Linked DNA regions of Mus musculus: regions 1, 2, 3, 5 and 6 are each linked to region 4. The links are chromatin loops, found by intact Hi-C in ENCODE. Cell type or tissue: left cerebral cortex. All regions are shown on one strand. Region 1 overlaps Gm42225 (a long non-coding RNA gene). Region 2 holds the start of Orc5 (origin recognition complex, subunit 5). Region 3 has its middle 4.1 kb from the start of Gm24512. Region 4 overlaps Lhfpl3 (lipoma HMGIC fusion partner-like 3). Region 5 overlaps Lhfpl3 (lipoma HMGIC fusion partner-like 3). Region 6 holds the start of Lhfpl3 (lipoma HMGIC fusion partner-like 3).

The links. Peaks named below come from ENCODE experiments on the same cell type or tissue, not always from the same donor. Only the 100,000 strongest peaks of a DNase experiment are listed, where the experiment ranks them.
Region 1: a loop joins it to region 4, with 2.6 times the contacts of the local background. A loop is called at or near these places in 4 of 42 quality-filtered maps.
Region 2: it touches region 4 in a loop (2.3-fold over the local background); 3 of 42 quality-filtered maps call a loop at or near these places.
Region 3: a loop joins it to region 4, with 8 times the contacts of the local background. A loop is called at or near these places in 18 of 42 quality-filtered maps.
Region 5: a loop joins it to region 4, with 9 times the contacts of the local background. A loop is called at or near these places in 13 of 42 quality-filtered maps.
Region 6: a loop joins it to region 4, with 3.0 times the contacts of the local background. A loop is called at or near these places in 14 of 42 quality-filtered maps.

Annotation. Positions count from the first base shown.
Region 1 is chr5:22,582,275-22,586,274 of GRCm38, forward strand. Gm42225 (a long non-coding RNA gene) reads right to left here. Exons shown (of 3, transcript XR_880870.2): 2 at 3,686-3,824. Among named protein-coding and RNA genes, the nearest start is that of Gm42225, 5.4 kb to the right of the region's middle. In left cerebral cortex, a CTCF peak has its summit at 2,461 (motif pointing right); a DNase peak (open chromatin) is centred at 2,460.
Region 2 is chr5:22,548,241-22,552,240 of GRCm38, forward strand. Orc5 (origin recognition complex, subunit 5) reads right to left here and starts at 2,098. Exons shown (of 14, transcript NM_011959.3): 1 at 1,952-2,098. The coding sequence starts at 2,023. 6030443J06Rik (RIKEN cDNA 6030443J06 gene) reads left to right here and starts at 2,173. Exons shown (of 3, transcript NR_102315.1): 1 at 2,173-2,232. In left cerebral cortex, no CTCF peak of the experiment used is centred here; a DNase peak (open chromatin) is centred at 2,159; H3K4me3 peaks cover 1,741 bases; H3K27ac peaks cover 1,221 bases.
Region 3 is chr5:22,639,102-22,643,101 of GRCm38, forward strand. No RefSeq gene overlaps it. Among named protein-coding and RNA genes, the nearest start is that of Gm24512, 4.1 kb to the right of the region's middle. In left cerebral cortex, a CTCF peak has its summit at 2,330 (motif pointing right); a DNase peak (open chromatin) is centred at 2,325.
Region 4 is chr5:23,222,968-23,226,967 of GRCm38, forward strand. The region is part of intron 2 of Lhfpl3 (lipoma HMGIC fusion partner-like 3); the gene reads left to right. Among named protein-coding and RNA genes, the nearest start is that of Gm17434, 89 kb to the right of the region's middle. In left cerebral cortex, CTCF peaks have their summits at 2,319 and 2,526; DNase peaks (open chromatin) are centred at 2,005, 2,282 and 3,985; H3K4me3 peaks cover 831 bases; H3K27ac peaks cover 555 bases.
Region 5 is chr5:22,755,018-22,759,017 of GRCm38, forward strand. All of the region lies in intron 1 of Lhfpl3 (lipoma HMGIC fusion partner-like 3), which reads left to right. Among named protein-coding and RNA genes, the nearest start is that of A930003O13Rik, 10 kb to the left of the region's middle. In left cerebral cortex, a CTCF peak has its summit at 2,436 (motif pointing right); a DNase peak (open chromatin) is centred at 2,469.
Region 6 is chr5:22,743,528-22,747,527 of GRCm38, forward strand. It overlaps Lhfpl3 (lipoma HMGIC fusion partner-like 3), which reads left to right and starts at 2,527. Exons shown (of 3, transcript NM_029990.2): 1 at 2,527-3,098. The coding sequence starts at 2,666. It overlaps A930003O13Rik (RIKEN cDNA A930003O13 gene), which reads right to left and starts at 3,357. Exons shown (of 3, transcript NR_027362.1): 1 at 2,058-3,357. In left cerebral cortex, no CTCF peak of the experiment used is centred here; DNase peaks (open chromatin) are centred at 288, 2,224, 2,662, 3,262 and 1 more place; H3K4me3 peaks cover 1,861 bases; H3K27ac peaks cover 830 bases.

The sequences.
Region 1 (4,000 bases), 640 kb before region 4:
ATCAGTTTCGTTTCTCTGGACAACCCTTACTAATATAAAGGTCATGAATTATATTGCATAGTGGGTTAGATATTAAGTCGATATCTGTTCATTTTGTATATCTAATTTCTTGTCATACTTTATTTCAGGCACTAGAACTACTTTATGAGCATAATTCCTTGGACCATAATCGTCACCTGAGGAAGCCGCGTGAGACACCAGTCTTAGGGTAAGTTTAAGGCTACCTGTGGATATATTGGTGAGAATTGGTAAGAAATCCCAGTTCTCTCTCTCCCTTCCTGAACTTTAAACGGTTTACTTTGGATCTTTCCCCCTTTGCAATCCAGAGTCCTAGCCAATATAAAAGAACATGGAAGGAAGAGTTGGAAAATCTGGGTTTGGGCCACACAGCCCTCACACTGGATGTATGATTGGAAAATCACTCTCACCAGCAGTTTATTTCTTGTCTACAGTAAGGGAAGCGGCTCAGGTTGGTAGTTCACCAGCCTTGCTTATTCTCACAGTTCCCAGTTATTCCAAAATGAAGATGGGAAAGCAGAGATGCCAAGCTCCAGGCTAGGCTCTTCTGAATCAAACACAGTGTCAGTGTAGATAGAACAGGCACTTGTAATGATTTTTTTTTATTCTATGCATATGGGTGTTTTTGTACTACATGTGTGCCTTTTGCTCTTAGAGACCAGGGAAGGGTCTTGGATCTGCTAGACCTGGAGTTGCACATGGCTGTCAATTGTCAAGTAGGTGCTGGGAAATGAACATGGTTCCTCTGGAAGAGAAGTCAGTAACTTTAACTACTGAGCCATTTTTTTTCAGACCCAACCACCTTAGATGGTTCTGACTAACCACCAAGCTAGATAAATCGGAACTATATAATTTCTATAGAGTTTCCACATTTAATAACACTCAGTGCTCTGTATTCCTGGAGATCACGCAGTTTGACTGAATTCTTAGCAATTGATATAGTGACACATATAGAATATGAACTTTGTTTTTGTTGACTGGCTAAGACAAATGGTGCAATGAAGATGGTGGTGATGATGAGTGAGGATATATCCTGAGGGTATTGCTGAGGATATGTGCTGAGGGTATATGCAGAGGGTATGTGCTGGGGATATGTGCTGAGGGATATGTTCTGAGGGTATGTGATGAGGGTATGTGATAAGGGTATTGCTGAGGGTATGTACTGAGGGTATGTACTGAGGGTATGTGCTGAGGGTATGTGCTGGGGATATGTGCTGAGGGTATGTGCTGAGAGGTATGTGCTAAGGGTATTGCTGAGGGTATGTGCTGAGGATATGTGTTGAGGGTATGTGCTGAGGATATATGCTATTACTATGTCAATAAGGTGTCTAGAAAAGTAATACCAATAAATGAATTAAAATTTCTCAGTGTACCTAACATGTAGGATGGTCTGCACAATTACAAATGTTTATTCAAGTAGTAAGGATATTTAAAGACAGCAATGTAGAAGCAAAGGTGGAAAGTACAGAGAAACTGGGTGACTACATTTGTTTTGTGTCATTACTGAGATTTATAGTATCCAGAAGTGTCATATTTCTTGTGTCAGAACATAAATATAAATTAGAGATGTGAGACAAATGATAATACAAGGCCTTGGTGATCTTTCTTAAGTAATTTTCTCCTGCCCAAAGTTTTCACTCTGTATGAAAAATCACATATTTCTGTCATTAATTTACGAAAACCCACAGAGATAAGCCTCATTACCCCAATGGATATGTGTCTATTTCCCTCTGTAATATGCTTCAGAATAATTTATTAGTCTGTTCCTTGTTTTTTTTTTTTCAAGAACATTAGCATGACAGGCAGACTTGACACCCTCTGCCTGGGAGATGGGTGTCTCAGTACATTTTCATTATGTTTCTCTCTCTGCTCCCCTTAGTGGGAACTGCAAAGAGTAATGGGATATTTGGAAAGACAAACACACTGACATCAAGAATGGAGACTCATCTCTTCTGTGTCCTGGGGGCTCTGAGGTCGTGGCCACAGAGGCGAGAAGAGTGTGTAGTGTCCATTTGTGAAGAGTTAGGATAGACCTTTTGGGAGAAGAGAGGCAGGTGCACCCGGACAGTCGAGTAGGCAGAGTAGGGTAGGGGAGCAGGAGTTATTTTATACCTAAGGAAGTAACTATTTTTGAAACATTAGAGTAGCTTGTCAGCCTTGACTTTCTTTTTTTTTTTTTTTTTTCAGATTCCCAAGACACTAGACTAGGATGAGTAATTCTAGGCAATGACTGTCATTGTCAGGATAGCTCCATAATTAGAGAAATACAAACCATGTCTCAGTCAGAGTTACCACAAATAGAGCTGCTTCGGTAGCTGTCAATTAGCAAAGGTTAATAAAGTCAGAACAGCCAGATGGTGGAGAAGTTGAAGACTGTAAATGTTTCTTTTGCTTCAGCAAACCCAAAAGAAATGGGTCCTGAATTCTGCAGTAAAGTTGATGGGATTTCTGTGGGTATCCACCAGAGAGCGCTGCTTGAACATTGGTTTAAGCCAATAGAAAGCCATCATATTAGCCTTTTCAAGGTGAGCTTTTGAGCACAAAAACCATGTTCTGGGTTGACATACTTCAGTTAACAACAACAGTTAGCCTGAAGCAGAACTATAGAAGCTAAAAAGCAAGGTTAGTACATTTTGAGACTTTCCCAGAACCATTAACTTGGTTGGATTAGGCCTTTGTTTTAGTGTTGGCAGGTGGTGCTGTCTACATGCTGAGTGATACAGCCTGAATAGTACTTCCATCACGGAGTCAGTTGTGCTATGGTCTGGGACCCTTTTACATGTTAAAAATTTTCCTTTAGATTCATAATGCAGTTGGAATCTCTCTTCACTTGTGAAAATGTCACAAAATGGCTTAAGCAGGGAACCTTGCTATCTTAGCTGCTTTTCCGGATGCTGTGATAAAATATTGCAACAAAAGCAGCTGCAGGCAGAGACAGTTTATTTTGGCTTACAAATTCCCAGGAAAGTCTATCATGACAGAGAAGCCTTAGCCCGTTAAATTCCTCCAAGGATGCTGGGGAATCTAGGTGTATTGCATCTATAGTTAGGAAGCAGAGAGTGGTGAATGCTGACACTTCTTTTCATGCATCTGAGGAATTATGCTCAGGGAAGGCTATCGGCCATTATTTGGATGGGTTTTCCCACCTCAACTAACTTAATGAAGATGATATAGCACAGTTATGGCCAGAGGCCCTCCATTGGAGTACCCAGCAGCATGTCACCTACACAATTCTCATATCTAGTTGATAATTAATATTAGCCATTGCATTGTCTAAACTGTTTTAATAAGCTGGAGGTTAAAAAAAATTCTGTTCCCCAATTTGAAAAATAAACCAGAGATATTTATCCAAGAAAGTAGACACCTGTGAACCAAGGTGCTATTCGGAGAACCAACGTGCTATTCGGAGTTATGTAATTATTTCCTTCACAAATAGAAGTGGTTGAATACAGCTGCCTACAGGCATCAGGCTCAAATTACTGATGCTTAAATACACATCCTGTACACTAAGAAACAGACACATTCAGTTATCTTATCTGTTGCATTGCGTGCATAGTTTTGTTTTATTTCAAAATCTAGAAAAACCTCTTATTTTTAGCACACAAATCACAGGAACTTAAGAGAATATACCTTTAGCTTTTAATACAATCATATGCTTAAAACTTACATAATATTTGAAAAGTTCATAGTAGCTGGAGTTTGATACAAAGCCTGGTGTGATGGTTTCTCTTTCCCTTTCACATCTCTCCACTCCTTTATGTCGTATATTTAGGATATGAAGTCTGTATAAGTAAGATGTGAGAACTCTGTGAAGATTAGATAAAAATAAAGTTTTGCTCAAGACAGCTTTATTCATCAGCTACAAATAGATGTGATATTTAAATACCAACAATCATATTGTAGTTTGCACATAAGAATCATTTTAGAAGTTAAGTTTAAAAAGGAAACACAATTGTCAAAATTTCTGTTGACAGAAGGTATC
Region 2 (4,000 bases), 670 kb before region 4:
TACTTTAAGTTGAACTTAAATTCAACTCAACGTGTGTCCCCTTATGGAATTATCCTATAAAATTATAAGCGACTGAGCAGCACAGATACCAGTGTCAAACAGGGTAGACTCTGATGGCTTCAAACATCTACTGGGGAGACATAAATTTTTAAAATAATTTCAGGTATCATTTCATAAGCAAAAAGGAAGCTCATGACTTTTTGTTTTTCTTTCTTTCCAAAGCTAGATGAAATCTGGAATCCCATCACACTTGTATACATCTACTCTTTGGAGCCTACTACAGTATTCCCTGCCCATACAAGCTTCCATTGCCGTGATTAATAGCATGCTCAGAGGCGTCCTGTGGAGGAAAGGGTTTACTTCAGCTTGACGGTTATAGTTCATCATGAAGGAAAGTTGGGGCAGGAATTCCAGGCAAGAACCTAGAAGCAGAAACTGAAGCAGAGGCCACGGAGGAAGGTGTCTTAATGACTTACTCAGCTTGCTTTCTTCCCTGGAGTTGTACCATTCCCAGTGGGCTGGGCCCTCCCACATCAATCATTAATCAAGAAAATGTCCTACAGACTTGCCTACTGACTATCTGTTGGAGGCATATTTGTTTTCAGTTATGTTCTCTCTTCCCACGAGGGCAAAACTAACCAGCATGCTCCCCTTTTAAACAACGTTCACATTGTCACCTAGAGTTGAAATGAACTCTGACTCCACTGTCACTTAACTTTTCCCCAACATGTGCCACAAGACTGAATCTGGCACAGTGCCACACACAGAGCCAGTGCTCAGAAAATACACACTTGCTAAACATATAAATTAGTCTTCTACGAGCATAGCTAGCTCTTTTTTCTTCTGTAGCTATTTGCTATAGTGGTTCTTTGTATTTCCCACATGCAAACTTCCTTGAAGAAAAATATTGTTTTTGTTAGATGTAGTATTAAATAAGAGCAAAGGTGAAGCCTTTTCTGGGACCCACTGCTAAATCAGCCCTACCTATCTTATTTTGCTAATAAAGTATTCCTCAAAAAAAGAGGAGTACTTTTGGTTAGAATAATCTGGGTTTATCAAGTCCAATGAAGGAATGTACAGAGCATAAACAATTATACATTTCAATAATATAGGTAACTATAACTGAAAGCATTATAACTAGGAACTACAGATGCAGCTGACCTCTAGAATTGCTAACATGACGCCTTTTAGATGGAGGGAAGTACTTTTCCATGACTATTTCATCTGCCACCACAGACGCACTGGATCCGACACTCTGCTGGATGAAAGTACATTTCTAAAGGAAGACTAAATGGCTATTTGTATTTGCTCATCTCCCAGATAAGATCCAAGTGCAATCAATTCTAATTAATGAGCACAATGCAAGGCAACTGAGAGAAATGAATGTTACTTCAGCCTGTGTTCACTTCAGAGGCTAACCTCTCCCCTCTAAATCATCTCATCTGGTCGGCAGGGAGAGAAACCCAAGCGAGACTTCTCCTGGCTTTTATAATTCTAGAAAAGCTGAAGGATTTTAAAGGCTAAACCACAGCGTTACCCTAATTGGCCTTGAAGCCAATCACCTCTCTGTATTTGACCCAATCTATACCTCACTACAACGGGCGAACTGGCGTTTAGTAAACACTCTGCAAACAGACTTCCTACCCAAACCCTGTTCTGCAGCAACTTGCAGTAGCTATTTGGGGCTCACATAATCTCCAAAGTGTGGTCCAAGTAAAAGGAGCACTTCCTAGCCGACGTCCTGTAGAGCAGGCCAGCTCTTCCTCTGCAGTCTCCTTTAAAATAGACTGAGAAGTTTCTTTGGGTAAGTGTGGGGCAGTCATACCGCACCTCCATCTTAACATAAGGGGGATAGCCTACCGCCTCGCAATCCACACAGTACTCCCCCCAAACGGAACGGATCCAGGACGCATTCGCCTCTGGCATTTGGGAAGCAGTCTGACTACAATACCTCTCCAAACAGGGACTGCAAAGTGGACACTTGGGCCTCTCGACAGAGGACCATGCTCTCCAAGTGAGACATTTTGGCGGGCACCACCTGATACTGCAGAGCAGTTGGCCTCCGGTCAGCCCTGCGCCACTCAGGCGTGGTTCACGTAGAACAACCGCAAGCTTTCCGGCCGGAAGCCTGGGCTGGGGGCGGAGCCAGCGCGGTCGAGTGACGTCAGGGAGCCGCGCGACAACGTGGGCCGCTCTAGTCTCCAGGCGGCGGTGCTCAGTGGTCGGTTACTGGTAAGTGGTTATCGCTTCCCACTCTGGCCTGAGCTTTCCAGCCTGAAACCCTTACACAAGCTGAAGGGCGACCTGGGGGCACCTCACCGCCCACCTTCTGTGTCTTCAGTTCCCTCCAGAAAGCCGCACACATAAAAGTACCGACAGAAACGAGTATTCTTTAAAAAAAAATTGGTTTTCCTCTGGCAAGAAAGTGGACAATGGGAACTCTGTGGAACTAACTAAATAAAATCATTTGTTTGTCTTTGCAAGCTTGAAACTAGATGTGGAAGTATTCGAGTGTTAGTGAGGGTAATCAGTAAAATTAACGTTGTCCTTGCACATTTATAGGACACCTGGAAGAAGAAAAGCCTTGAAATGAAAGAATGTATAGGAATAAGAAAATTCGTGTCCAAAGAGAGGGCTTTGGGTCCTGAAAAAAAAATTTGGTCTGGAAACATTGACTCAACTTTTTCTGAATTTTGAGATGTTGGGAGAATCTTTGAACCGTTTATTTATAAACTTCCTTATATAGAACATAAGGACTATAGTAGAGTATTTTTAAGAATAAAAGATAATGTACGCAGTGTCTGCTACACATAGATTTCATAAACAGTGCAAAAAGACAAGGAAAACACGGCACCCATATTAGAAAGAGGCCCATTATGTATTATTGAACAATACAACTGCCTGTGGAGGAAATCTAATTACCACACACACACACACACACTTTGGTTCCAAAGTGGTTGTACAAGTTTGAATTACTACCTGCAATGAAGAAGTATTCCCCTTACTCCACAGCCTCTACCATAAGTAGTTAGTGACAATCCTTTCCCAATCTGTAGGCTGCTGTTTGGTCCTGTTGATAGAGCCCTTTGCCTTACAGAAGCTTTTCAGTTTCATGAGGTCCCATTTATCAATATTTGATCTTAGAGCCTGAGCCACTGGTGTTCTATTCAGGACATTTTCCCTATGCCAGCGTGTTCATGGCTCTTCCCCACTTTCTCTTCTATTAGACTCAATGTATCCGGTTTTATGTTGAGATCCTTGATCCACTTGGACTTGAGGTTTGTGCAAGATGATAAATATGGATCTATTTTCATTCTTCTACATACAGACTGCCAGTTAGACCAGCACCATTTATTGAAGGTGCTTGCTTTCTTTCTTTCTTTCTTTCTTTCTTTCTTTCTTTCTTTCTTTCTTTCTTTCTTTCTTTTTCACTGTATAATTTTGGCTTCTTTTTCAAAGATCAAGTGTTCATAGGTATGTGAGTTTGTTTCTGGGTCTTTGATTCATTTACTTTGATCTGTGAGTCTGTTTTTGTATCAGTATCACACAGGTGTTTTGTATCACTGTTGCTCTTTATTACAGCCTGAGGTCAGGGACTGTGACTCTTCTGGAAGTTCTTTCATTGCTCAGGATTGTTTTGGCTCTCCTGTGGTTTTTGTTTGTTTGTTTGTTTGTTTGTTTCTTATGAAGTTGAGAATTGCTTGTTCAAGGTCTATAAAAAATTGTGTTGGAATCTGTAAATTGCCTTCGGTAGGATGGTCATTTTCACTATTTTAATCCTGCCTATCCTTGAGCATGGGAGAGTTTACATCTAACTGATATCTTCTTCAATTTCTTTCTTTAGGGTGTTGTTTCCCTATTTTTTTTCTCAGACAGTTTATCATTTGTGTAAAGGAAGTCTATTGATTTCTTTGAGCTAATTTTTTATCCAGCCACTTTGCTGAAGTTGTTGATCAGCTGTAGGAGTTCTTTGCTAGAAGTTTGGGGATTGCTTATATAT
Region 3 (4,000 bases), 580 kb before region 4:
GGGGATGACCTTAATCAAAATGCCCAACAGTGGGGAGATAGTACCTGAAGAGACCACCCCAGGTAGATAGATATGGCCCCCAGTTGAGGCATGGGGCCACCACCCATCTTCAAAATTTTTGACCCAGAATTGTTCCAGTCTAAAGGAAATGCAGGGACAAAAATGGGACAGAGACTGAAGAAAAGGCCATCTAGTGACTGGCCCAACTTGGGATCCATCCCATGCACAAGCAGCAAACCCTGACACTATTACTGATTCTATGTTATACTTGCAGACAGGAGCCTGGCATGGCTGTCCTCTGAGAGGTTCTATCAGCAGTTGACTGAGACAGATGCAGATACTTATAGTCAACTATTGGACTGAGGTCAGGGACCTCTGTAGAAGAGTTAGGGGAAGGATTAAAGGAGCCAAAGGCAATTGCAACCCTATAGGAAGACCAACAGTATCAACTAACCCTGGCCCCTCAGAGCTCCCAGAGACTAAGCCACCAACTAAAGTGTATATATGGACTGATCTGAGGCCTCCGGCACATATGTAGCAGAGGACTGCCTTGTCTGGCCCCAGTGGGAAAGGATGCACATAATCCTGTAGAAATCTCCTAGGGAAGGGGGAAAACTCTGGGCAAATACAACATGCATTTTTATTTGTTTGTTTGTTTACATCCAAAAAGCTGTACACCCTCCAGACCTATCCCTTACAGAGACCCTCCTCCCATCTCCCATTCCCTTCTCCTCTGTAAGGGGGGGCCTCCCTCTGGGTGTCTCCCCACCACCACACCAAGTCTCTCCAATCACCACACACAGGATTAGGTGTATCTTCTCTCACTGAGGTCAGACAAGGTAGCCCTGATGGGGAATAGATTTCACACTCAGGCTACAGCTTTAGGGACAGCCCCTCTCTAGTTGTTGGGGTACCCACATGGAGACTGAGCTGCATGTCTGCTACATTTGTGCCGGAGGCTTCAGTCCAGCTCAGAGATGCTCTTTGGTTGATGGCTCAGCCTCTGAGAGCTCCCAGGGGTCCAGGTTAGTTGACTTTGTTGGTCTTCCTGTGGAGTTCCTATCCTCTTCAGGGCCTCAATCTTTCCCCTAACTATTCCATAGAAGTCCCTGACCTTTGTCAAAGTTGCTAGACAATTGTGGCAAGAACAAAGAGTAGATCATACAGTTCAGTGAAAAACAAACACATAACATTTATTGAGGTTTAGATAATGATTATTTTTTCCTAGACAAATGGAGACTCAACAAAGAAAACACATTCTTTTCTTTGAATTTAGTCAATGTTATTTTCCCCCTGATGTTAGGGTGATAAAGGCCCTATGGATAGAACTCATAAAACTTGCTGGCAAATATACACTCAAGTGAGTTATAGAAAGTCAATGAATTAAATTATGCTCCTGAAAGCAGCCTCATTATAATAAAAATCTGTAGAAAAAGATGAGTTATCTGTATGCATTATGATATAATTATTTGACCTTCCTTGAACTGAGAATTTCAAGGACTCTAAAAGCCAAAGGAAAATCTATTTAGTTTCCCTGAAGGCATTATAAAAATATTTTAAAAACTAGGCTTGAACTCATTGTTCAAGGTGATTATTATTCAGTGAGTCAGAACAGGTTTGTGGCCACTGACAGCGATGCATACTGGTTTCAAACTAGGCTTGACATGTCAGAGCCTACAAACAGTCTTCAATCTTGCTTTTGAGCAAGAGTGGTTATTTTCAAAGCTGTCATAACAGTAAATATGTGGAGAGCTTTTGGGGCTGCTTCTAGGAATTTGGTAGGAATTTGATACTGGGTTGGGACAATGAAGTAGGCTCAAGGCAAATACAGCAGAGGAATGTATTGTATTCCTTGTACCTGGACCATCCTGATAAACCTCTAGACATAGCAACCATGGGACTTTGTTTAGTGCTTTGATTTTTGCCCTGCTTGTTCCTTGACTACTTTGTTTATGCCTTAAGGACTGACCATATTCTTTGTATGTGCCCAGATTGATATAAAAAGGACTGGATAAAATTAAACTCAACTCAGCCTCACAACTGGCTGGGGTCATGCTACAATGTTGTCTAATTGTCTTTTTCTTTTTAATCCTTGCTCCTGTCTGGAGAACCTGTTGAGTGACTGAGCTGGTTTGGCCATAAATATGTATTTTTTGCTTACCTTTAATGGGTAATTCTTCCTAACAATTGCTCCAATGACTTCCAAACAATTATTTGAAACCATCTTCAGCACTTTACTAATAGAGAAATGGCAGAATATGGCATTGTCTCTTGTGGTTTTTTTCCTAGTTTATAAAATGTCCATGCAGTTTGTGATATCTGCAGTAGATGGCAGTGTTTAAAAACTTCCTCCTTTACAAACAGGATGGCTGGATGATTATCTGTAACCAGGCTGTGCATATTATTGATAGATTAGTCTATATAAGAAATCATGCTTTTGTTTTCTCACTACTTTCTGGATAAATGATAAAAAATGATGAAACTTATATTTGCTAACTTCATATCTATTTGAGAGTTGCCAGATATTAGAGGGGGAGAACATGAGAGTCTTGGAAGCCTGAAAGGTCAGGGTCGAATCACACTAGTAATGCCTGTTAGATTAGTTAGAGTTCAGATGGCTCTATTTAAAGTATTTAACACATAGAATAATAGAGCCTAGGCAGCACTGTGGGTTTAGAAGAACTCAATACTGAAATACAGTTTGATACAAATTAAATTTCATAAAAATACTGTGCATTTATCAGACCCAGAAAAGGTGAACCAATTCTAGTCCTTGAAAAATATTTCTAGCACTCCGGGTTACATTGGACATCTCTAAGGCATGCTTCTGGCTGAGTATTGTGCAGAACTAGTCATATTTTATTTCTTTTTATTGACTATAATAGATAAATGTGTCCCTCCTTTTCCCTTAAAAGCAATTAAATATTACTGTTTTTAATGACTACTTTTGTATTTAGTTACACAGCTATAATGAAATAGAAATTTCCATTATCTTCATAAATAGTTGAAGGGTTCTATAGAGACCCTTCACAAAGTTGGTGGGGAAACACTTTATGAGGGTTTGTGGTAAGCCAGCACGCCTCTCAATTGATATTATTTATTTTTTGTCGCTTGAGGATTTCAAATATGTACAGTGATTAGCTCTGTCCCCCATTTCCACCCTCCCATCAATTAGGCATTTTGTGGATTAGGCATTAGTCTTTCTCTAATCTGGCATTTTATTCTAGTATTGCCTGTATGCAGAATAACAAACATCTTGATAACTGGTCCCCAGCGGTGATTCTGCAAACTGCTCTATTCAAATTCCAAATACTCCCCCACCCCTGATTTAAAACGAACTCCTGTGCTATGCTCTCAGTACCACTTCCTCCTGGTTTGGTAAATCTCTGCTTCCTTAATTATCCTTTCTAATGTTTTCTTTCAAATCTCTCACTCATTGGTGTCTCCTCATCCTTGAAAAACCAGTCTTGCCAATTTTAAATAAGATTTAAAGGCCAATTTCTTGATATAAAATCTCATTTTGGTTGTTGTCTTTATTGAACTTTGACTGCTATAACAAAACATCATACATTGGGTGGTCTAGCTTTTTTTTTTTTAACTTTAGTATCTATATTGTCTGCCTGTATGTGTATGGGTATGCATGTGCCATACTGTGTGTGGAAGTCAACAGACAATTAAGGGGAACTGGCTCTCTCCTTCCACTATTTGGGTCTCAGTGACTGAACTTGGATCACTGGGCTTAGCAGCAGGTCCTTTTATCTACTCTCTCAATTTCTGATTGAATGATTTAAATAATAAAATTTTTGGAGATGTGGAGGCTAGAGATCTAAGACAAAGCTCATACCTTGAGTAGTTTCTTATGAGGATTTACTTCCTTGCTTGTTGGCCCCCCTTTTCTTTTCTTAAAATTAGTTATTTGATACATAGTCTTACGATATATTCCATACTGGCTATAAACTCTTGATTCCTTAAGCCTCCCAAATGCATGTATGACCACTTC
Region 4 (4,000 bases):
CACATGTCTTCACACCCACATGTGTGCACACACCGTACTACAGTCTGAAGCTTGAAACTTCCTCATGTCCTCAATTTCGCTGAAGTGTTAGTGTGTCTTGAAGTTGTTGAGTTGTATCTTCTGAATAATAAAAATTTTAAAATGAAGATGTTCTCATAACAGCTGACGAAACACTGCCCAGTGTTTGGGACTCAAAATATGCAGTGTTGAGACCCCCAGACCACCATTTAGACATGCAGAAAGCCAAAAGTTATTAGTGATGGATCTTTTGTTTCAAACCCCTTAATTTATAGACGATGACTGAGACCTTACGAGAGACAGTAGCCTCAAGAGGAAACAGGTTAAACTCCCATCCCCATCTTTCCCCAAAGCATCCTATCGAGAGTGGTGGGCATCAGAGCTCCCTTCTCTTGGGACAGACTTCATATACAGAGTTCCAGCACAACTTGGTAGAAATTAAAGTGAGTGAGTCTGCATCCCCAGAAAGGACTCCAGCTTTGCCGTAAGCTGGAGAAAGGTAATATGGCTCCCTACACCATGGATTGATGTAGGGACCAGCTGACTGCAAGAAGTCCTTGGGCCAAGTTTGCTCATTAATTGCTTAATTAACATTAACTTGCTCATTGGGCTTGTTGAGAGTCCGCCTCCACCTGCATTTTCCACAGGAAGTTATCGGAAAGTCAGGCTGTGCAAAAAAGTCAGGACTGCCAGGGGGCGGGGAGGAAACAAACTAGTGTTCAGTTACTAACGAAAGAACAGCAAGGCCCAAGAAGGAAAAGTACAAGTAAAAAACCTGCTTTACCTGGTCCTTCAAACTCACATAGACACGCACGTTTCAAGTCGAAGCATCTGATTTCTTCATGCAGTACGGAAACATTTCAGGAAATGCCCAGATAGGCTGGCGTCCGTTTCCCAGGAGGCTGCTCATTAGCTGAGCGCTGGAACCCGGCAGGTGAACGCCACCGTCTCTCTTTTCCAGGATGTTTTTTTAAGATTTATTTATTTATTTGATTTATGTATGTAAGTACACACATCTTCAGACACACCAGAGGAGGGCATCAGATCCCACTGCAGATGGTTGTGAGGCACCCTGTGGTTGCTGGGAACTGAACTCAGGACCTCTGGAGGAGCAGTGAGACATCTCTATGATCGATGAGACATCTCTCCAGTTCCCCTATAGTGTGTTCTTAAAGAGACCAGAAACCCTGCAACAGAAAATAATCTAAAAGCCAAACAGGCAATCATAGAAACACACATGTCAGTATCCACCTCAATTCTGCCTTCATGTGCACACAATTATGAAATCCAGATGTTGGCTAAATATGCATGGTCCTTCTCATGGGCTGTCTTTTTCCATAGCAAATGCACGGCACCTTTGGGCAAACTTTTGTAGAGGACAAAGAATCATAACTGAATTTAGCATTCTGGCCCATTTGAGTTTTTTATTTAATTTATTTATTTTTATGTTATGTGCATTTGGTGTTTTGACTACCTGTCTGTGGGAGGGTGTCAGATCCCCTGGAGCTAGAGTCACAGACAGTTGTGAGCTGCCATGTGGTTGCTGGGAATTAGAAAAGTAGGCAGTGCTCTTGACCACTGAGCATCTCTGCAGCCCCCATGTTGAGCTTTAAATGTAATTTTTTTTTCCAAAATAGTCTGCAGGAACCTTCCATGAGTCGCACAGTGACTGGGACTGGGAGGAGCAGACCAGACATGGACTGTCACAGAGTTAATTTGGTGTGTACATCTTAGGTTCAGAGGCCACTGGGTAAATACAGCAAAACAAAAAACTGTGAGCCAGGAAAGCATTGCCATGATGGATTTCAGCTCCACAGTTTTAGCCAAGCAGAGGCAGAGGAGCGATCCATCCGTCAGGGAAGTGTGCAGTGACTTTTAAAGCTGCCCTGTCCCTGAAGACTGACAGACACACCCTGTTACGTGGAGAGGATAGCGACTAGAACTTGGAGAAATGATCTACCAGTCTTTTCTTAGCCACAATCAATGTCCTAGCGTTACTAGTTCTCCACATAGGACAGCTGTGACACTGTCCGAAAAAGGAAAATGGCCCCTTCAGGAAGCCTTGCAAGGCCATTCGTCCCACTGAGGACGACTCCTTGCTTAATCCTTCTTTAACCAGAGAGCTCCCTGAACAAATCAATCAAGCCAGCTATGAGTTAGGCAGAGATGGCTTCTCCCCCACCACACACCCATCCCTCACCCCCACACCCACCGCCCCTGCCCAGCCACCCCCAAGGCTTGTTCCAAATCCGTCCTAAACAGCCGAGGACTAAGAAAATCGCTGTCCTAGTGAGACCTCAAGTGGAGAAACTGAGAACTGCAGGTGAGGAAAGGTGGGTTAAAAAAAAAAAAAAAAAAAAGGAATGGGGGGTGGGGGGAAGGAGGAAAGATGAGCTCCTGTGAGAACCACTGGCTCAGCCTGAAATTCTTCCTAGATGGAAGAAAGGGGGCACTGCGGCTGAGGGCTGAGACCACTGAAATGTCAGCCAGATGAAAGGGCTTGGTGAGTTTTCACCATGTGACTATGCAGCCTCGTTTCAGAAATGGATCCTCTAAAGTTAATCCATGCCACAGGGAAATCTGCCCAATTTCGCATTTACAGTTACTCCAGAAAAATTCCAGAACCTATGGAAGGCTCTAGATTCGTCCAGTTCTTTTTTTTTTTTTTTTTCCGTCTTTTTAGGGGAGGCCTGAAAACAAACTGAGCCTTCAAGATTCAAAAGAGGCAGCCCATAGAACGTGGGTGTCAGCATGCTAGAGAGTCCTGAGGTCGCCTGGTGCCTGGGCGCCAATACAGGGCCCACTCTTGCCCTTCCACACTGACAGGCGCTGGTCCTGGGGACTTCCCGGGAAGAGTAAGTAGGTTGTCCCTGACTGACAGAAAACTTAATTGTTTTAATTGTTTTCCAAATGCAGCCTCCAGAAGAGTGACACTCTCATCTGGAAGCTTGTCTGAAATGTAAATTATTGAGCTTCGGATCTAGGAATTAAACACTCTAGCAGTAGGTCCCAAATGCTGGCCTACTGACAGTTGAGGCCTCTGATTTTGAGATCCACTGCCACGCAATGATTTGCAAATGTCCAAGGCAGAAGATTGCAACTCTCTATTTATTTCAAAAGTGGTTTCTGGCTCCACCCCTACAGACACATAGCAGCTCAGCAGAGAGCAGCGGGAAAATTGTAAGTTTCGGACAAGAAGGAAACCCACAAGCTTCCATTTAGCAAACTTTACTCTGGAGAAAAGGAGCTTTCTCCTCAGTGGTTAGCCTTCTCTCTGAAGTTGGAAATGAACATTATTTTAACTTCTTACCAGGCCTGAAAGAATCTGTTAAGTATCCAGGTTTTCCCTTTGAAAAATTAACCCTTGCAACCCCTGTAGGGGAAATCACAGTGACATGTGTCTCTGAGGTAAAATTTTAATAATAATGATATATCATTTTTTAAAAGATGTGCACTGCTGGGCAAGCAAGCCTGGGATTTCCAGACAGATCCCAGCTCCCAGAGAGTCTGTCTCTCCTGAGAGATACTGAGAAACGTCATAGGCTGGAGGTCTGGCCCCATGTGTAGCAGAGTTGTAGCAGAACCCTTGCATCTGGCAGGAACCTGGAGGGATGGCACCTCAGCTTTGAAGTGGCCTTTTATCAGTGATTGTTAGCTGAGACTTTGCAGGGTTAATCCTTTTGAAGGATTCTCAGAGCCTTTGCATTACTTAGTCCAGAAACACGCTTGGCAAACCAGGAAGTCTAGCTTACCGGGAAGAACTGCATATGTGTCTGTCAAGACAACTCTCAGATCAGATAAGGAGTTTTGCTGTGTGGAAATTGACTTGCTGAAGGAGCTCCTAGGAAGCTATCAATGTTCAGTCCTTCAGAGGCGGCTGCTCCCTGTTGCTGAGAAGGCTAAATCCATCCTGCAGTAGCTCTTTCTTTCAATTGTCCTGCATAACCCAGAACACAGACACCCACGTGTGGCTGCCTTTGCT
Region 5 (4,000 bases), 470 kb before region 4:
AACATCTTCTGGGGATATGCCCAGGAGAGGTATTGCTGGATCTTCTGGTAGTACTATGTCCAATTTTCTAAGGAACGGCCAGACTGATTTCCAGAGTGGTTGTACCAGCTTGCAATTCCACCAGCAATGGAGGAGATTAAAAGATATGGGAAGAATATTCAAAGAAAATCAAGGTGCAGCACTGAAAGACTGAGGTGAGGAGTGTGTGTTACATTTCCAGGAGGCCCAGTATTCAACAAGCAGGAAAGGTGACCAAGCTGTGGTGAGTTACAGGGACAGAGAAGAAGATAACAAAAATAAGTGAATCATCAGTAAGGAGGTGGTGAAGGTCAAGGTTGTATCCTGTGGGATTTAAGAGCATCAGAGGCCTGCTTAGTTTGGTATCTATGACTGAAAAATACATTGGCACAGAACAATTAATACAGGATCATTAATAATATGTAATACTGTGAGCATGTGTGTTTATTAACTTAGTTTTAACAGGTTGATGAGCTTTCTATACTACTAACTACTGTAGTGTATTGCAACAAATCCTTTATAGAGAAAAAAATTCTGTACTTAGTGTATTAAAAGCCATGAGTAGGGATCCTTTGATGGTTATGACATCTGATTAATAGATTAATGATCAATACTGTCACTGGATTTAAATAGAGTAAAAACGCACTGCAGGTACTAAGGCTCTTATTTTTTAAATAGTTTTAAAAAACATTTGCATGAGTCCACATCTGTGCATGCACTAGGATGAACTATGAAGTGTATTGATATTCGTTGCCTATCCTCACTCAGCAAGTCTAAAAGACACATCCAGAGGTGGAAATGATTTAATAAGGATTTAGAAAAATAATTATCCCTTCTCAAGAATATCTTGAAAGATTTACAGCACGAATACATAGTTATATGTTTATTAGAAGGAAGGTTAGAAAAATATATACTTGACAAGAAATTTGATATTTTTGGTATTTTTTCACCTTCATTTAATATCTTACATTAATTAACTAGTTGTTATATACCTCAGATTTTGAATGGAATGAAAATTAGCATTATTTCCCTAGTAGGGATTTTCTTAACATTCTGTACTATTAAAATAAGTCATACAGTCTATCTTTGAGCAATAATATAGCTTTTTAAAAAAATTCCACTTAAACAAATATACATAATCTAGTGTCAAACAGATATAGATTCATAGACTTCTTTCAATAAGGACACTGAAAAATTAGCATATTCTTCTCTTTTAGTTAATAAAGAAATAATAATGTTCCATACTGTCAAACAATTCCCACTTGCAAAATCTTAGGGTTGTTAAACTTAGCCCACGTAGGAATCCTATATTGGTATTACTATGATCATTTTTTTAGATGAGTAAGTTGAGTTTTTAACATTGCTCAATGTTTCTTGTACACTTGTTTCTTGGTGGTGTGGAAGCAGAGAGGGTGACTCTAATTGTTTAATCACAATCACAGATACAAATCATTTGGGCAATTAAAGTGAGGGAAGAGAACCAAGAATGTGACCATAATATTTGCACCTTGGCTAGATAACTTACTGGCTGAATGACTTTGGTTAGGCCAACTAAATATTTCTTTGACTTTGTTTTTCTTAGGCCTATACAATTGTATGAATTTTATAAGATTAGAAAAATATTTCCAAAGTTATGAAAATTAAAAATATTTTACCTGCTAGTCACGCTTTGTTGTGCATTTACCAGGGAATCAAATACTAGGAAATCTTCAAATGTAGGGTCGAGATTAAGGCAGAAAGGAAACAGCTGTAGTCTGAGAACTAGGCAGCAGAGCTTGGGTTCCATGATCTAAGAGCAACTTACCTTTTGTGTCCGCGGGATAATCGAACTGGACCCTGAAGGAGGCCTATAGTAAGCTTTGAAGAGCTTGCCTATCTTTGCTGTTTTGTTGTTAGTACTGTCTCTGAAGAGCTCATGAATCATAAGGATTTAGTCACAGAATTTAGTGTGCAGAAGGAACTGCAAATCACAGTGTGCCACCTAGTAGGTGACAGTTATGCCACACGTGTGATCGATCTACTGTATTCTGAGGATTAAGAAGGAAAATGGTGGACACATTGTGTAGGTCATGGTGAAATGGGAGTGTAAGTTTGCTAGGACCTCATATCTGCCTGTGACCCAAAGAAGGGACAACAAACAATGAATATTCTCTGCTCGATGTAGTGTCAAGATCGATTGTGTGGTGACCGCCCAGCACTGCTGTGGATCACAGAGCTGATCAAATAAGCCCCACCAGATTTAGCTTTGGGGATGCAGTGAGCACAGCCGGGATATCTTGTAGATCATAGTGCAAACCTTGTTCTTTTAGCCTCCATGTTTGTGAGGGCTTTCCAAGGAGAGGAGCTTAAACCAGAAGGGCCAGCCTCAAGCTGCCCTAGCGGCTGCAGAGGACCCCTCTCCTGACCATAGGATGGTCTCTAGAGGGAGCTCCAGCCCTGTCATCTCCTGTGTTTCAGAACTTTGCCTTTTACAGTCTCATCCCAACACTTTCTGACTGATGTTACTCTCAAAATAACACTTGGGAGGATGGAGAGTGTGGAATGACATGTGAAAGCAGAGAAAGAAGAAAGGATGAGCCAGAATGTGTTCAGTAGAAGGGGAAGTCCGTTTACCTGCAGGACATGTCTATTCCTTTTGGATATTCTTTTAGTTCCTTTCATTGGTGTTAGAATTCATAGAAACCAGTTTCTATGATTTATCAGAACTTCACATAAGCTGTCGGGACTTTCTCTTGACTATCTTTTTAAAGGTATGATTGACAAAACCGACTGTCCCTCTTCAGGACATTTTGGCAAGTCACCAAAAAAACAGCTAGTGAATTCAGAAGTAGAGCACTGTGGACTGCCTAGGTGGTCATAAGCTATACACTGTCTGCACCTCTGCAGTAAACTTCATCATGTTTTTGCAAGTTTAGAAATTAGAGTTAGAAATTCTATTTCTTGGAAAAAGTTTGAGGTTTTTCAGATTGAAAATAAACATTTGATAACTCAAAACATGGATCTTAGCCACAGGTAACAAGACAAACCAAAAAACAAAACAAAACAAAACAAAATGCTTGTTTCAAGAGAAAAAGAATGAGTCCCCACTTTCTCCTCTTGATGCCACTCAAAGGAAACATAAATAAATTCCAACTTATTTTCCCATCCCCCTTTCCTGAGCATTGGTTTCTATTTTATCTCTTTGGGAACCTGAACAGGCAATTCTTTAGATGAAACCGCCAAGCCAACGAGCACTCTTTCTGCACAATATTGGGTCTTTTCTTTCCATCGCATACCTGGAGAGTGTTCTAGTAATCACAGCCAGAGTCCTTCATTAGCTTTGATACCCTCCACAAACCCAGGCCACCAGAGCATCAAGAGCTGAAAGAACCAAACAGAAAATCTGAAACTACATGGATGCTCCAACTGTATATAGCACAACAGCATAGCAGTGGGACCTCTTAGATTGTGTGTGTGTGTGTGTGTGTGTGTGTGTGTGTGTGTGTGTGTGTTTGTGTGTGTGTGTGTGTGTGTGTGTGTGTGTGTGTGTGCAGAGCAGAGGGAGAATGTCTACAGTCGATGTAAGTTCATTTGAAAGGACTATGCCTTCTTCTGCCTGTTAAATAGTTGAGCTTTTAAAAAACATCTCTCAAAAACCAAACTAAAGATTACAAGGGAGACCGTTCAGTGCTGAAATTTTAATTGTAACAGGTTTCCTGAGGGCACCAAATGGAGGTAACATACAGATCTTCATTTCTAAGTCTTATGCTAACATGAACAGTTTGTTAATTTTGTATTTATTCCCCAAATGTGTTAGTGATACCCATGTTTAATGTAAAAATTTTACTTTTAGGAAATCAAGCTTGGACACACATCATGAAAGGACCTTAAAAGTTTCTTTTGTAGCTATGATATTTAGCTTACCCATCAGTTTTGTTTTGTTTGTCACTTAACAAAGTGAGTTATTGTTTCAGTTCATCCGCAAATGAGTTATGAAAAATGT
Region 6 (4,000 bases), 480 kb before region 4:
ATCCGTAGTTCTTAGAGTCTTGGAGGACCCTACTTTAGCCTGAACATCTGCTATAGTACAAGACACTGTGGAAGTCTATTGACATGGTTCATGTCTTATTGATCCTAACTTGAAGGGAAAAATGATGACTTCTTAGGGGGAATGCACAGGAGCACTTTAAACTAACAGCTTGCCAACTCTGGACTGCTCTCAGTGGTTGTTGACAAGAGTGGACACCTCTAAATGTGCTTGCTGGTATACAGATTCTGAGCACGAAACCTGGAGGCAATTCCAAACCTGGAATACGAATAAGGCTTTCCTTTGGCGTGCCTCAAATAGAAAAGCTCTTTGACTCACAACCTTTGAGTCTGAGTCATTCGTTAGTCTTTTCTTTGTCCTGGAAGGCAATTTAAGCATCAAGACACAAACAGGCTTTTTGATTTGCAGCTTTCTCTTCTCAGCAACCTCTAAACTCAACCCCAGGGACAGTAAAGGTTTTTTTTTGTTTGTTTGTTTGTTTGTTTTTTAAGGCATTGATTTCAAAGAAAGACAACTTTATATAAGCAGGGTTAGGGGAGTTGAGGGCTTGGGAGAGTCACTAGAAATCACTGTCCTTTCTTGCCTTGAAGCCCTCTCTGCTTTAGGACACACTGCCTGCCAACTGACCCTACAAAACTTATTACCATCTTCTTTTCTCTTCTTCCTCCCAAGTTAAAATGCTGACTTACCGGCAGCCGTAGGGGAGTTCTGAAATGAAACCTAACAGAAGTTCTGACCCTTCATTACCACCAAACACACAGAAGATAGATCTCTTTGAGTTATATTTTTAAAGACATAATGTGTCCACATCTAGATCACCTTCTGCATCTGTCCTAAATCGCTTTGATATTTTAAAGGCTTTCTGAAAGGTTATAGCTACACTTGATAGCAATTCTGGCTTACCTCAGCAACCACATTCCCTGATCTGTCTAACGATGTCCTCTTTTCCAAACTCAGCCTCACGGATCTTGAACTGTAATTCCGCAGCTGGATGCAGAGGAAACGCTCCTGTGTAATTCTAACACTTGCACCTCAAATCGTTCATAGTTGCAGCAGAAGGTCCTTCATTGCCTCTGTGTCCCTAATCCTAAACCCCCTCTCTTTACTCCCCCACCCCCATAATTGCAAATCCTCAGGGTATCAGATCAAGAGCATAATTAATCTCCATCATTTACACGTTGGGCCCAATTTTACTGAAGGGTAATTTACATAGTACAGACTTCTGGATGAGTCTATGGGCGCATTCTTTCATCTGCTCAAAGAATGCAGCATTACATTGTGGAGTTTAAGATTATTTGTACCAAAATCTATTCCTGCAATTGAGCATTGTCGGTTTGCTATACGGTTCAGAAGGAACCAGATAGTAACCGACCACAGGAAAAAAAAAATAGAGATAGCAATGAGCAACTCATTTTGAAAGGGCTGTAAAAAAGGGCAGTATCAAGAATGGAGAAAGTAAATGAGAGAAGGGGACAGTGTAAAGTACACATTAATTGTGCAAGAGATTGTTTGCAGACGATCCGGGGAAATTACACTAAAACCAATTCTCGGGTTAACTGGAGCTTTTGGTTGTGGGAGAGGTGGAAATACTTCCACTGTTAAGGCACTCATCCCATTTATCTTTATCCCTCTTTATCTTTAGCACATGCTAGCTGCCAATGAGTATTTGTGCAATAAATGAAACACCTGCCAAATTATCCGATGTTTTCAAACAAACTCTAAAATTCTGTGATAACTACTTCTGTGCATGCAGGCCCCATCTATTGCAAGCCGCGTGGGAGAGAAAAGGTTTGACTTCAAGCGAAGCTTGGGGTTTCCATTTGCCATAGTTCATTTGGTTGCATAGTGGAAAAGTGGGACGAGAAACAATAGAGGATCACCCTCCAGGCGTGACTTCTACATTATTGTGTGACAGACTTCTGCCCAACTTCTCCTGTCTCCATCTGCCAACCTGAGGTCACCTAAGAGTTAGCTTGGGGCAATTCTGTGGTTTTAACAGGGATACCTCCCCGGGAACCACATCTCTCTTCCTTTCTCACCTACACCTGCCATAAGGCTGCCTCTTTTTTTCCCTGCAGAGATGCAGAGGTCAAAGCACGTTCCTGTGCGGTGATGAAAAGCTCAGGATCAGCCTCTTGGCCAGCAGCACATCCTCCAGGATCCAGGGAGTGCCTCTAGGATTCCTCTGGGCGCGCTCTTATAACTCCACGTCTGCTTCTCTTGCTCCTGGCACTTAAGAAGCATCTCCTGGTAGCCGCGATCCTCTGTGACCTGGGGCACCAGCAGAGCCTACAGGAAAGAGGGTCAAAGGCGAGATGAAGAGTAAGGGGGCGTGAGGGCTCGCAGGCTTCAGCTGCAGCAGCTGCAGCAACGAGCAGAGGAGTGGAGGGTGCAAAGCAGGGCTGGAGCCGGGTCCAGGAGGGAGGGAAGAGGGGGGCGGGAGGCTGTGCCTGGCGAGCCGGAGGGGTGCTCCACGCTCCCCCTCCCTCCTTCCGGGAGCGAGGGTGCAGACTCTAGAACTGGTGCTGCTGGGCTGAGGCGGAGGCAGGGGAATTGCAACGCACGCCGCTCGCTCGGCGAGTGTGTCTCCTGCGCGCCGAGAGGCGGGGGGAGGCGGAGGACCGGGAGGAGGAGGAGGAGGGGGAGAATGCCCGGAGCCGCCGCCGCCGCCGCCGCGATGCTCCCGGCTCAGGAGGCTGCCAAGCTGTACCACACCAACTATGTGCGGAACTCGCGGGCCATCGGCGTGCTGTGGGCCATCTTCACCATCTGCTTTGCCATCGTCAATGTGGTGTGCTTCATCCAGCCCTACTGGATCGGCGACGGCGTGGACACCCCGCAAGCCGGCTATTTCGGGCTCTTCCACTACTGCATCGGCAACGGCTTCTCCCGGGAGCTGACCTGCAGGGGTAGCTTCACGGACTTCTCCACGCTGCCCTCGGGCGCCTTCAAAGCCGCCTCCTTCTTCATCGGCCTCTCCATGATGCTCATCATCGCCTGCATCGTTTGCTTTACCCTCTTCTTCTTCTGCAACACAGCCACCGTGTACAAGATCTGTGCTTGGATGCAGCTCACCTCCGGTGAGTGCGCGCTCACCTCCACGGAGGCAGGGGACCCCTGGGTGTCCGAGCTCCAGAGAGGCTGGAGTGGGAGGGACCGCTTCCTGAGCTCTGCCAGTCCGGGACAACTTAATCCTCTCTCAGGTTGAAGGCGTGGAAGGAGGAACCCCCAGGTTCCTCAACCTTGGCACTGGCGCCAGGTCCCCAGGCGTTTCCGAACCTCTTGGATGCTAGGGACGCCACCCATAGGGACGCCTTGGAGGCTGAGCAGTTGTTGGGCAGAGTCCGCTCAGAACTAATGATGGGGTAGTGGGGCGGAGAAGTGGCCACTTAGAGGCTGGGCTCCGTGTGTGTGTGTGTGTGTGTGTGTGTGTGTGTGTGTGTGTGTGTGTTTATGTGCGTGAGCTGGGGACTAGGGGAGTCTGGTACAAGCGGGTGAAAAGAGGATTTAGAGCAAGCCAACCTGTTCTGCCCTTCCCTGGATTATTTCCGCCTTTGCTTCAGGGTGTGTGAGTGTTGGGAGGAAGGGGGGGGGGCGTGTAAATTTGTCTTTGGCAACCATAAATATTTTATCATCCATCTGGTGATGAGTAAATCCTAATTTTGTTTAGGCACCCCTCCCTCCCCCGGTTTTCTTAAAAAGAAAAAAAAAAATGTAGCGTAGAGTGTTCCTTAGCAGTTCCTCGATGCCACACCTCCAGCGTCTCCTTGTCAGCCAAGGTCCTTCCATTTCATCTCTAAACAGGCAGAGACGTCTTGGGAGAATGGGGATTTCTCAAGACCTCATTTTGGGGAAGGGGTGTTAGGAAAGCAGGCGAGGAGAAAACTGGCTTCACTAGCACCAGTGATCTTCCCTCTGTTCAGTGTACTGTTGCCAGCTGAGGCTATGATAGGACTCCCTTCCCCACATCCGCCAGCATCAA